2 separate regions of the Mus musculus genome follow, and region 2 is linked to region 1. The links are chromatin loops, found by intact Hi-C in ENCODE. Cell type or tissue: left cerebral cortex. All regions are shown on one strand. Links, peaks and the distances in the headings refer to the core of each region. The heading gives the core; the rest is flanking DNA. Region 1 overlaps Pigg (phosphatidylinositol glycan anchor biosynthesis, class G). Region 2 overlaps Gak (cyclin G associated kinase).

Region 1 (5,381 bases), core at 274-5,273:
CAAACAGAAGGTTTAGGTATAAGATCACAAGTTTGAGGTCAGCCTAAAATACAGAGCAAGACCTTGTCTCAAAACACACACACAAAAGAGAGAGGGGCGGGAGAGAGAGAGAGAGAGAGGACTGTTTCAGGATGGGAAGAGATAATTTGATTTAAAACTATAGGCCTCACTCTGGAAGTCTCTGCTATGCTAGTACATCCTAGGCATCCCTCTGGAATGCTGAATACCACCATAGAGAAGTGATATTTAACTAAGACAGCTTTGAAGTGGGCGACTAATGGGAGTTATAAAATGGCCTTTTACAGCTGATAGGAATGGCCCAGCAATTCAAGAAGAAGACGTCTTAGGTGCAGGAGGCAGCACACGTGAGAAGGCATGCAGGGCACCAAATGCTTCACATTTTCAGAGAAATAACACATGCCCACTACTATGTTTTTCTAGGACCTGGAACTCCTTAACACATCAAGCACTTTATGCCTGGGCTGAGGAGATACGGTTTATCAGCAAGCCTTGTTCCCTCTTTGTTTCCTGAACTCCAAGGTGGGGAGCATATAGAGATGTTTTCCCAGAGCTGTTGTGCAAGTTCATGGCAGGAACTTCAAAGATGCCAGTTGTGATTGTGGGATTAGGAGAGTTTGAAAAGCTAGTTAATACTTGGTGGAATTCTCCACGAAAACCTCTTGGTTGGAGAAACCAGACTCTTTTTTTGATGCACACTTCCAGGTCTGCACACTTGTAAGGTCTGGGCAATATCATTTGTTTTTGTTTCTGCACTATACAGGTACAAATTCACAACACACTATCAACCTGAACTTTCCCAAGCACTAGCTATCAGGTGTCCTTCTCACCCTCTGCACTGAGATTTTATACAGCTCTGCAGCTGTGTGTTCCTCTCAACAGTCTTATTTTGCTGTTCGTTTACTTTAGCTGGAGTCTTTGTTGTCAGACAGTTAAAACAGCCTGGTCTTGACTTTGTCAGACTCAGTTTCTTCCATTTACTTCAAGCTCCTCTTCAAACCCTCTCCATCTACCCCCATCTACATCTCTCTCTGCCTCTGTAGCCTCAGTAGAAGGCTCAGGAGATGTTGAGGGATCTGCTATACACTTCTCCCTCTAAGGATGCGTGAAAAGAAAGGAGAATCCGAAGGCAAAGGTGCTCCAGAGACTAGAACCTTTTGCCTACTGACCTTGTCCTCTTGTCATCGGGCAGCAGTGTGCAAAAAGCCACCATGGACTTGATCCCAGAGTTACATCTTTACAATGATCATTTTAAAACTCATCATTAACAATTAGTCTGATTCAGCATTAATAAATCAAATATATTAAGTTAGTCTCTATTTACCTTTATGGGGTATATTTTCTTTGTTTTTTAAGATCTCCAGTATTATCTTAATCTTAATATATATTTTTAAAAGGACGAAATGTAGAAAAAGACTATGTAACTATTCAGTTGCAAAGGGTTCCAGCCCATGGGTCATGCTCACCTGGTAAGCCAGTGGCTAAAGTCGGGGCGATGCGCTCCCTGCACCCCTGTCTGGTTCAAGGACCGCAGCAGCCGACAGCAGAGCAGCACCAGCCATGGACTTGCCAGCACTGTCCACCATTTGCAGCTTCCTTGTGCTTCCAGAAGGGAGACCCGTTTACCTGCCGTGCCAGACTCAGGGGTATTGTAGCTTGTGCTGTCCTGCAGAGGACAGGCAAGGAGATTCACACATTGTTGTTCCACATGGGAGTGACGCTGGGGTTCACATTCATCTCCCAGAAAGTAACTCCTACAGGTTTCCTGGCTCAGAGCCAGGCACAGAGTATTAATAAGAAAATACCACGTCTGGTGCTCTTCCTCCACGAAGCTGCTGGCTCCCAGGCTCAGAACATGGCCCACTGTGCCCAGAAGAAGAAGGAGGTTCACCTCTGACCACCCTGAGCTGGCATCAGCTGCATTCTGCCAGAAGGAAATGCAGTGTGTGAGCGATAACGTGAACATTATGTATATCACCCTACATGTAGAATATCCTTTGCCCACAGTGAAAAGGCCTCCTGATAGACACTTGCTGTCTTCCCATCCAAACTGCCTACTGTGGAGGGAACCTCTTGCATTGGAAGCATGGTCCCTCTTCCTGCAGCACAGCCTAGAGGAGGTCAAGATGTTCTTTTGCTAACCAGGAGGACATGGACATAACATGTTAGTCAGGTGTCCTCACCCATAGATCTAAGTCCCAAAGAATTACCCAGAAGATCCCACCCAACTGTCACATTCCCAGCATGACATCAATTTCCCCAGGACTGCACAGCTGCCACTACAAAGTGATGGCAACAGGACACTGTCTCTTAAATCACGTTATCATTTAGATATGAAATATTTCTTCTCCCACAAAGGGGGAAAATCCATATGTCATGAGCTTGGCCCCTACTACTGAGAGGTGACTAGACTAAGAAGGTACAACTCTCCACTCCCATTCTCTCCTCTTTCTTCTCACTGCTTATCAGCTGACGAGTAAGCAGCTTTTTACAGCTAAGCCTTTTTTCCACTGAGATGTTTCTGCCTTAACACAGGCCCATAGTAATGGAACCAACCAGACTTGGACTGACACTTTACATCTAAACTGTGAGCTAAAGTCAATCTTTCCTCCCTTAAATTATTGATATCAGATATTTTGTCACAGTAATAAAGAAATAAGCAACCCAAATTAGTAACTTAAAAACAGCTCAAGGGGGTCTACAGAACAAGTTCCAAGACAGCTAAGCTTAGGCAGTGAAGAGTTTGAAAACAGAAAGCTGCTGATAATGTCATAAAACAAAGGAGCCAAGTTCCAGCCCCAGGAAGCAGAACTCAGCAGCTTTGGTCATTTGGCTCTGGCTTTATTGTCAAGAGGAGAAGGAGACTATTGGGACAATTGATGCTGGTTAGCTGGAGCTAAGAAATTGGCGGTGATTAAGAAGAGATCAGCATCACTGAGGTGAAATCTTGTGGGAAGTGATTTCTGGGAGCACAAAGAAGCTGTGTTCCAGAGATAGCCATGGTTGTACCTCATGCTGCAGCTGTACTTGGTAATGTGTAAGAGTTACCCAGGTGGTACTGGTTTGGAAGGCATGAAGGGGTCATAAAGAGCAGCTGAGGCCTGGCACTGTGAGAGGCCATGGAAGACCATTGGTGAAGGTGCAACCTCAGTTGCAGTTAATGGCCCAGGGCTGAAGGAGTCATGCAAAGGATCTGAGGCTTGACACCATGAAGAGCGTCTATGAAAAGCTATTGGTGAAGCCTAGTTGCAGCAGAAGAATCCAGCATATTGGAGATGCCAGTACCATGGGATGATCACCAAGAACAGCAGCAGCAGTGAAGTGGATCGACCTGAGCTTAGAGTGCTACAGAGGGCAGACCTGGGGCAGTGACACCAGCCCCCCAGATCATGTGTGGATCCCAGACATTGAAACAAGAAACTTTAACATTGAAGTTGTCCTGGAGACCCCAAGATGTTTGAGAATCCAGAGCCATGGGCTATCTGCTGTGGAAAGTTGTTAATAGGGAGTGGAACCAGCCCAGCAGAAAGCAGTTTGTTGCAGTCAACAAAAATGAAAAAGGAGTGGAGACCTGAAGACCACTTTGACATCAGCCATGGAGATGTTTGGAGCTTGCCCAGCTGGCTTCCTGTCTAGCTTAGGAGATTATAGTTGAGTGATTAGATAAATCTCAGAAGAGAATTTGAACTTTGGACTTTTAACATTGTCGAGACTGCTATAGACAATGGGAACTTTGAAAGTTGTACTAAATGTACGTTTTATTATGCTATGGTTAGATATGGCCCCTATAGACTCATGTGTTTGAACAAGCCTATGGGGGCAAGGGAGTAGAATGTGATGGTTTGTATATGCTTGGCCCAGGGAGTAGCACTATTAGGAGGTATGGCCTTGTTGGAATAGGCATGGCACTGAGGGTGTGGCTTAAGACCCTCACCCTAGCAGCCTGTAAGTGAGTCTTCCACTAGCAGCCTTCAGATGACGATGTAGAACTCTCAGCTCCTCCTGCGCCATGCCTGCCTGGACGCTCCCTATGCTTGCTGATAATGGACTGACCCTCTGAACCTGTAAGCCAGCCCCAAGTAAATGTTGTTCTTTATGAAAAAACCAAAAAAAAAAACAGTTCAAGGGCTGATGAGATAGCTTGGCAGGTATAGGCATTTGCTGCCAAACTTGATGATCTGAGTCCTATTCTCAGGACACAAAAGGTAGAAGAGAACTGAGTCTCACAAGTTGTCCTCTGACCTCCACATGTGCACTATGGGGTATACAAACACACACACAAGTTTAATATGAAGACGTTCTTGTCACTTATCGTTCTGGTAACTGTTAGCTATGTATAGCAATGTACACAGAGAAGCACTACTAACCCAGAAAGTTCCTAAAGAGACTGTGCCTAGACCCAGACACACAACAGGGGATCCTCGAAGGCCCTGTGATAGGAAAGGGAGCAGAAGGACAAGGTATTCTGGGTGGAGCCAAAGCCACTGCTCAGGCTTCCTCAATCCCAGGGCCTAGATACTGTGGGCTCTAATACAACCACACAGCTCCTTCACACTGCTCCATCACACATCACTTCACACATCACCTGCCTAATAAGCAAAGGTTGCCAGAGACCAAGAAGTTCATAGAAAAATGTAAGCCTTGAAAAGAAAGCTTGGTAAGGCACAACAGATCAACAAGGGATCAAACTTCCCCGGGAGCCTCTTGAATGGCCACCTGTTCACTGTCCATCATTTGAAACCCAGAGATTCTGAGTTTACACATGCTCTCTGTCTTCTACATCCAGAAGCCCCATTATCACCTCTGGTCCAGTCCAGCTCTTTCCAGCTGAGAGTAAAAGCATATGACCTGACTACACAACAGAATATTATAGACAACGATGCACAGAAGCCTGGGGAGATATGCTTAGGTCTTTCTCCTGCAGTCTATATGATGTTTGGTCTTTCAAAGCACTGCAGCACTGCAATGCTGGTACATACAAGATTTTCAACCAATTTGTATTAGTGAAAGATTAGCTAGCAAAACAAAACAAAAGCCCACCCACAAGGACCACATCATATACCTTCTTCAGCAGAGTGCTGTCAATGACCATCCTGATAAGAGCAGACAAAATTGCACAGAACAGCGCAGACACAAGTAGCATCACAGCCCCCACTGCCAGCCACGAGAGGCTACAGAGGTAGCACGAGCTCTCAGATGAGGTGCACACCAGGACATGAATGGCCGAAAGAACCAAAAACACCAAGTAAAAGAGCAGCGAAAACACAGGCGACAACAGAGGAACATCCAGCTCAGCCTTTCTGCACAGCACATGTGGAGTGCTAAGGAGGAACAGGGCGAGAACCTGAAAAAGAAGATCAAGG
Region 2 (5,381 bases), core at 73-5,072, 250 kb before region 1:
GCAAAGTATGTTGGTGTTGCACTGTGCTGCTGTTGGAGAGGGACAGGTACCCAGAACCACTAGCTGAACACATGCATATGGGTCAGTCAAAAAAAAAAAAAAAGGCTAGCAAGTGAGAGACCTACCACGTGATGCTGATTGTAAAGCTGAACCTGGGCCCTGAGCCTGTGTGTGTTTCCTGTCCCTCACAGTTTACGAAGGACCCAAGTTATCTTCCACTTGGTACATGATGCCTTTGGACTGACCTTATGCATTTTTTTTTTTATTATTTTTTAGAATTTAGCCAGTTAAGTCTGGATGTGGTATAACCAACCAGTGGTGTAGCAAAGTTTACTCTATATTTGTTTCTTTGCTCAGTACAGTGTTGGGAAATAATGTTCTGGTCCTACCTTCTAGAAACTTAGTCTGCTTTTATAGACAAACATAGGAGAGGACACTACAGAAGAATGACTCCTTAGGTGACAGGACTTGTGGGATAGTAATCTGTATATTGGGTTCTAGCAATAGGCTCTAGCTTGTGGTAAACAGCTGGCATCACTGACCACTTCAAGGTTGTTGGTATCGCCTATAAGCATCATGATCTATTTTCAGATTCACCTGTGTGGGTCTTGCTGGTGGACTCTCCTCATCATCAAGCACATTCATCAGCCCTGGGTAAAAGGAAATGAGGGTTCCAGGCATGAGCAGAGAGTTACCAGGGCTATGCCCCCTGCCGTGTTGTGTTCTTGTTCTTTGCATTCCCCCAGTGGAAGCACTAGACAGAGCATGCCACAGGTCACAACTCCAGGAGACTATGTAGGTGTATATATGGTGTTTGCTAATCTCTTGCATTTGTATCTTTTTGATAGTAATACCTTACTCTTTATTTGTTTGACACAAGGTCTCTTACTCTGTAGCTTAGACTCATACCAACTATGTTACCCAGGCATGTTGATCCTCCAGCCTCAGTTTTATATGTGCTGAGATTGCAGGTGCCTCATTCTTTTTCTTGCAGACAGTAATTTCTGTAGTTTCAACCGTCACAGAAGCATGGTCAGTGTTTTGTTTGTTTTGTTTTGTTTTGTTTTGTTTTGTTTTGAAAAAGACAAAATGATTGAAGACCAAGAAAATGGAGGCAGAAGTTATATGATTCAGGTATTAGAGTTAATAAACAAAATTTTTTAATAGTTCTGATTAGTATTGCAGTAGTTTGAATGCCTCCACCAAGTTCATGCTGGAATTTAATTCCCATTGAGAGTTATTAAGAGGCCTGCTGACTTTATCTGACTATGGTGTCTGGGTCTTGCTTTTGGAAGGCTCTTAAGATTAAATGAGGCCATGAACATAGGACTGTAGTTTATATAAGAGGAAGAAGCCTGGGATAGGACACTGTATCTGGCCATATGAGGCTCAGAGCCAACTAGGACCCTACAGTGCTTCTGCCAGTCAAGAAGCCTTCACCAGATACAGCCCCAGTCTCCGACCTCTCAGCCTTCAGAACCATGAAAAGCATACGCCTTTATTTCCTCTGAATCAGCTATGATATTATTACAGCAACAGAAAATGGATCAAGACAGTATATTCAGGAAGTCAAAGAGAGGGCCAGCAAGATGGCTCTGAAAATAAAGGTGCTTGTTACGAAGCCTGATGACTTGAGTTTGATTATAGGCACCAATAGGGTGGAAGGAAAAACCAAGCCTGTGCAGGTTATTCTCTGATTTCTTAATTCAGGTTGTAACTCTTGTGTGCATGCACACACACACAAATAAATTAAATATATTAAAATATAATAAATTTTAAAAAAGAAATCAGAGGTGAAAATGGAGCATTTCAGCAGACCTAGAATGTGGAGACAAGGCAGATATGATTTCTAAACTGAAAACACAGCTGACGTGAAGAATGTGGGAATTGTCTTGGCAGCAGAACAGTCACAGTTTATTGTAAAGAATATATTCTTTAGACTGAGCACAGAGGAGGTGAAGAAAGACTGGATCTGAAAAGACAGATAAATGTCAGGTCTGAAGGCAAAGGAGAAGAGCAGATTCAGCTCCAGGAAAAATAGCCGACATCTGCCAATGAGGTGTCAGGGCTGTACATACCGCACAGTGTTTGCAAATAACAAAAAGAGAAACCCTTGCCTCAGAACATGGTTAAATTGCTGAAAGCACCTGGTAGGGAGATGCCATGATTGTCATAGTGGCAAGGCTAACATCTGTCAATGAACTGAAGAGCTAGGAGCCAGGAGTCAGGGCAGTATCATCTTAGGAGTGATGGAAATATAAAGATTCTGTATCTAGGGAAAGTGACCTTGTATGGTGTGATTAGTTTAGCAGATGTGTTCAGGGAAACAGAGGCAGTTTAGTACCAAAGGGCAGACAGAACAAACTAGAAGCAAGCCTGAAACTAGCTATAAGACATGAGGAAAATTGGGATGCTCACTGTAGTGAGTAAAAATTAGGTGTGTGTTCACTACCTAACACATCGGAAATCACTCATTAGCATTGGATTTAAGATTTGTTTGGAACTGGAAATGGTGGTGCACACCTTTAAGTCTCAGCATTTGGGTGGCAGAAGTAGTCAGATTTGTGTGAGTTCAAGGCCAACTTGGTTTACATAGCAAGTTCCAATACAGTTCGGATTGTGTAGAAAGATCCTATCTAATATAAAAGGGGGTGGGGAGGGAAAAAGAAAGAACGAGATTTGTTTGTAGTAAAATACCTAACAGCAGCACCAAAGAGTCAAGCTATGAAATGATCTCTGAGGCTCAAAAGTCAGCAATGTGATAATTGCAAGTCAAGGAAGTATGTTATGATTCCACAGGAAGCAATAATGAGCTTAATAAAGATAGAGGAGATGAAGTGTGGAACACAAAATATAATTTAATATAGGTAAGATCAGAATGAAGAAAGGAAGAAACAGAACTAAAAGAGATGGAAGGAAGACAAGCAATACAGCAACAGGTTCATCCCTAGTGTGTTGGTCTGACTCCAGATATACAAAATATTGGAGTTGTTAAGTAAACAACCCAGCTAAAAAATTAGACCTCAAATGTGTGTAGTTTACAGGAGCCAAGTTTTAGAAGTATATATGTGAAGACTTAAAAAGGTTAAAAGTGATGGAACCCACCACACAAATGTAGGCTAAAGATCTATTACTATCAGTGACAAGGTGAAATGCTTTGAGAGATGGCAGTGTAGAGGTGTAGTGTACTGAAGGGCCAGTGAGGCAGCAGCAGACCATCCATATATTTGTGGATACCCAATCACAGAATGGATAAATTACAGTTGATGTCATTTCTTTTTTCTTTTTCCTTTTCTTTTTCTTTTTCTTTTTTTTTTTTTTTTTTTTTTTTTGGCAAGCAGAACAAGTAAGCAAATCATTATATAGAACTTTTATACAATAACTTCAGTTTTTCAAACCTCAGTAACTGAAAAAAAAACCTGATTTCTCTTTTTTTTTTTTTAAATTTATTTATTTATTATATGTAAGTACACTGTAGCTGTCTTCAGACACACCAGAAGAGAGAGTCATATCTTTTTACGGATGGTTGTGAGCCACCATGTGGTTGCTGGGATTTGAACTCCGGACCTTCGGTAGAGCAGTCAGTGCTCTTAACCACTGAGCCATCTCACCAGCCCTGATTTCTCTTTTTTTGAAGTGTCCACTGTTGCTTACGTTTGGGGGATACTTCAGACCACAGAAATTTGTTTTATTTGAGTATACTGGCTATATAAGCCTGCAGTAAGGCAAGAGCATTGACAAGAGAAGCATACATACATGTGCAGCAGGATTGCTCTACAGAGCGGCTGGACTGTAGTGGTAGAAAAGAATTGGGAACACCACCATCAGATGAGCCTGAGTGAGTCAGTCTGGCCGTGGGATACACAGGAGATCTGAAGGTATCCTGTGACTGAATGAGGGTCCAAGGGGGATTTCATCATACTATGCTACAGTCATGACGCAAATCAGAAGTTTGTTTACAAGATACTACCTGTGCGAGAGTCCCCTTCACTCCCCATTGGAGCCTGGACATACCAGTATCTAGACATACCAGTATCTAGACATACCAGTATCTAGACATACCAGTATCTAGACATACCAGTATCTAGACATACCAGTATCTAGTCATCTAGCTTCCAGGGCCTCTGAAGCCCTGTGACTTGAAACCCAGCTCCCTCCCCCCTGCTCACACACCCTCATTGTGCCCTCACTGCCCTGCCGGCTAGGCTGGGCAGTCTCAAGGTCAGTTGGGCAGGGAAGTAAGAAATGACCTGTCCCCAGAACTCATCAACCTGTCTTAGAGGCTGAGCTTGCCAAGTGTACAGAACACTCTCCGTGGGCTCTCCTGTCTTGTTCTTCCATCCTCATTGATGGCAAGTTTCAGCCTCTCCTCCCTGTAGCCATCAGCTGCGTATAAGCCTAGCTGCTGTAGTTATTAAGTTATATCCCAGTGGAAAGATACATATGGAGGGAAACCCTGTCACAGAGCCATCTTGCCCTGCCCTGTGCTGTGCTCTCCAGTGTGCAGAGGGTTGCATCCTAGGCACGAAGTAGTAAAGTAGGGGTCTAAAACATTGCGGGCTCATCTGCATGCTTTTTTATAATAGTAAATGAAGCGAACCATTGCTTTGCCACCCACATAACCACTTTGCTCTCCCCAGCTTTCCTTACACAGTGGTAATTGGTAACTACAGAATCACACCGATTCAGAGGCTCCCTTAGGACCAAGAGTATGTGGCCTCCCTTGACACCCGGGAGACCCTGAAAGTGGATCACCGTTGCTATATGTGTTTCTTAGATTTTGTTGGCAGTGGTGTTGATAGGTACAAAACTTAGTATAATGTAAAAGTTATTGGGTGGCAAATGAGTATGGTTTTGACTCTGAGTGTTTAGAAGGGAGGATTTCTTGGAGCAGTGTGGAACTACCACATGGGGACAGTTCCTAAAATGGCTAAAGTTGCTGCCTGCAGGGTGGCCTAGCCCAGCCTCCTCTGCTCCCCACATTCCTCTGGTGTCTGAAGACCGCATGGCCTCCCCTCTTTCTACTCCCTGCCTATCCCTCTTCTCACAGCCCAGGTTGCCTCCCCGAGCCTTCAGCAAGCCTTGTTTCTAGCTTATAATGGTTAAATCCTGGAAGTCTTAGATTTATGATTACCTAATAGTTGGTATTTTTGTCAAGGTGTACATATTTTTATAAAAATTTATTTAAGATTTCAGTGTACCTGATTTAAACCAATCAAGTGCCTGTAGTGTGTGTCTACTTGGAGGTGAGGGGTGGGGCCTAGGGCCTCTGGTCAGGCTACAGGTCTGCTATGTGGAACCTGCCTTCCTGTTTTTCTGGATTTAGAAGTTATGCCATGGCAGTTATTCTGTGGTCACTCTGAGCACCTGGCCTCCCATAG

What was found. Hi-C counts contacts between places; a loop is a spot of excess contacts. Peaks named below come from ENCODE experiments on the same cell type or tissue, not always from the same donor. Only the 100,000 strongest peaks of a DNase experiment are listed, where the experiment ranks them.
Region 2: a loop joins it to region 1, with 2.2 times the contacts of the local background. A loop is called at or near these places in 2 of 42 quality-filtered maps.

What each region holds. Positions count from the first base shown.
Region 1 is chr5:108,332,665-108,338,045 of GRCm38, reverse strand. It overlaps Pigg (phosphatidylinositol glycan anchor biosynthesis, class G), which reads right to left. Exons shown (of 13, transcript NM_001310689.2): 8 at 5,081-5,362; 9 at 1,485-1,942. Among named protein-coding and RNA genes, the nearest start is that of 9330198I05Rik, 20 kb to the left of the region's middle. In left cerebral cortex, for the core only: no CTCF peak of the experiment used is centred there; no DNase peak of the experiment used is centred there.
Region 2 is chr5:108,585,769-108,591,149 of GRCm38, reverse strand. It overlaps Gak (cyclin G associated kinase), which reads left to right. Exons shown (of 28, transcript NM_153569.2): 18 at 1-5. Among named protein-coding and RNA genes, the nearest start is that of Cplx1, 38 kb to the right of the region's middle. In left cerebral cortex, for the core only: no CTCF peak of the experiment used is centred there; a DNase peak (open chromatin) is centred at 1,964.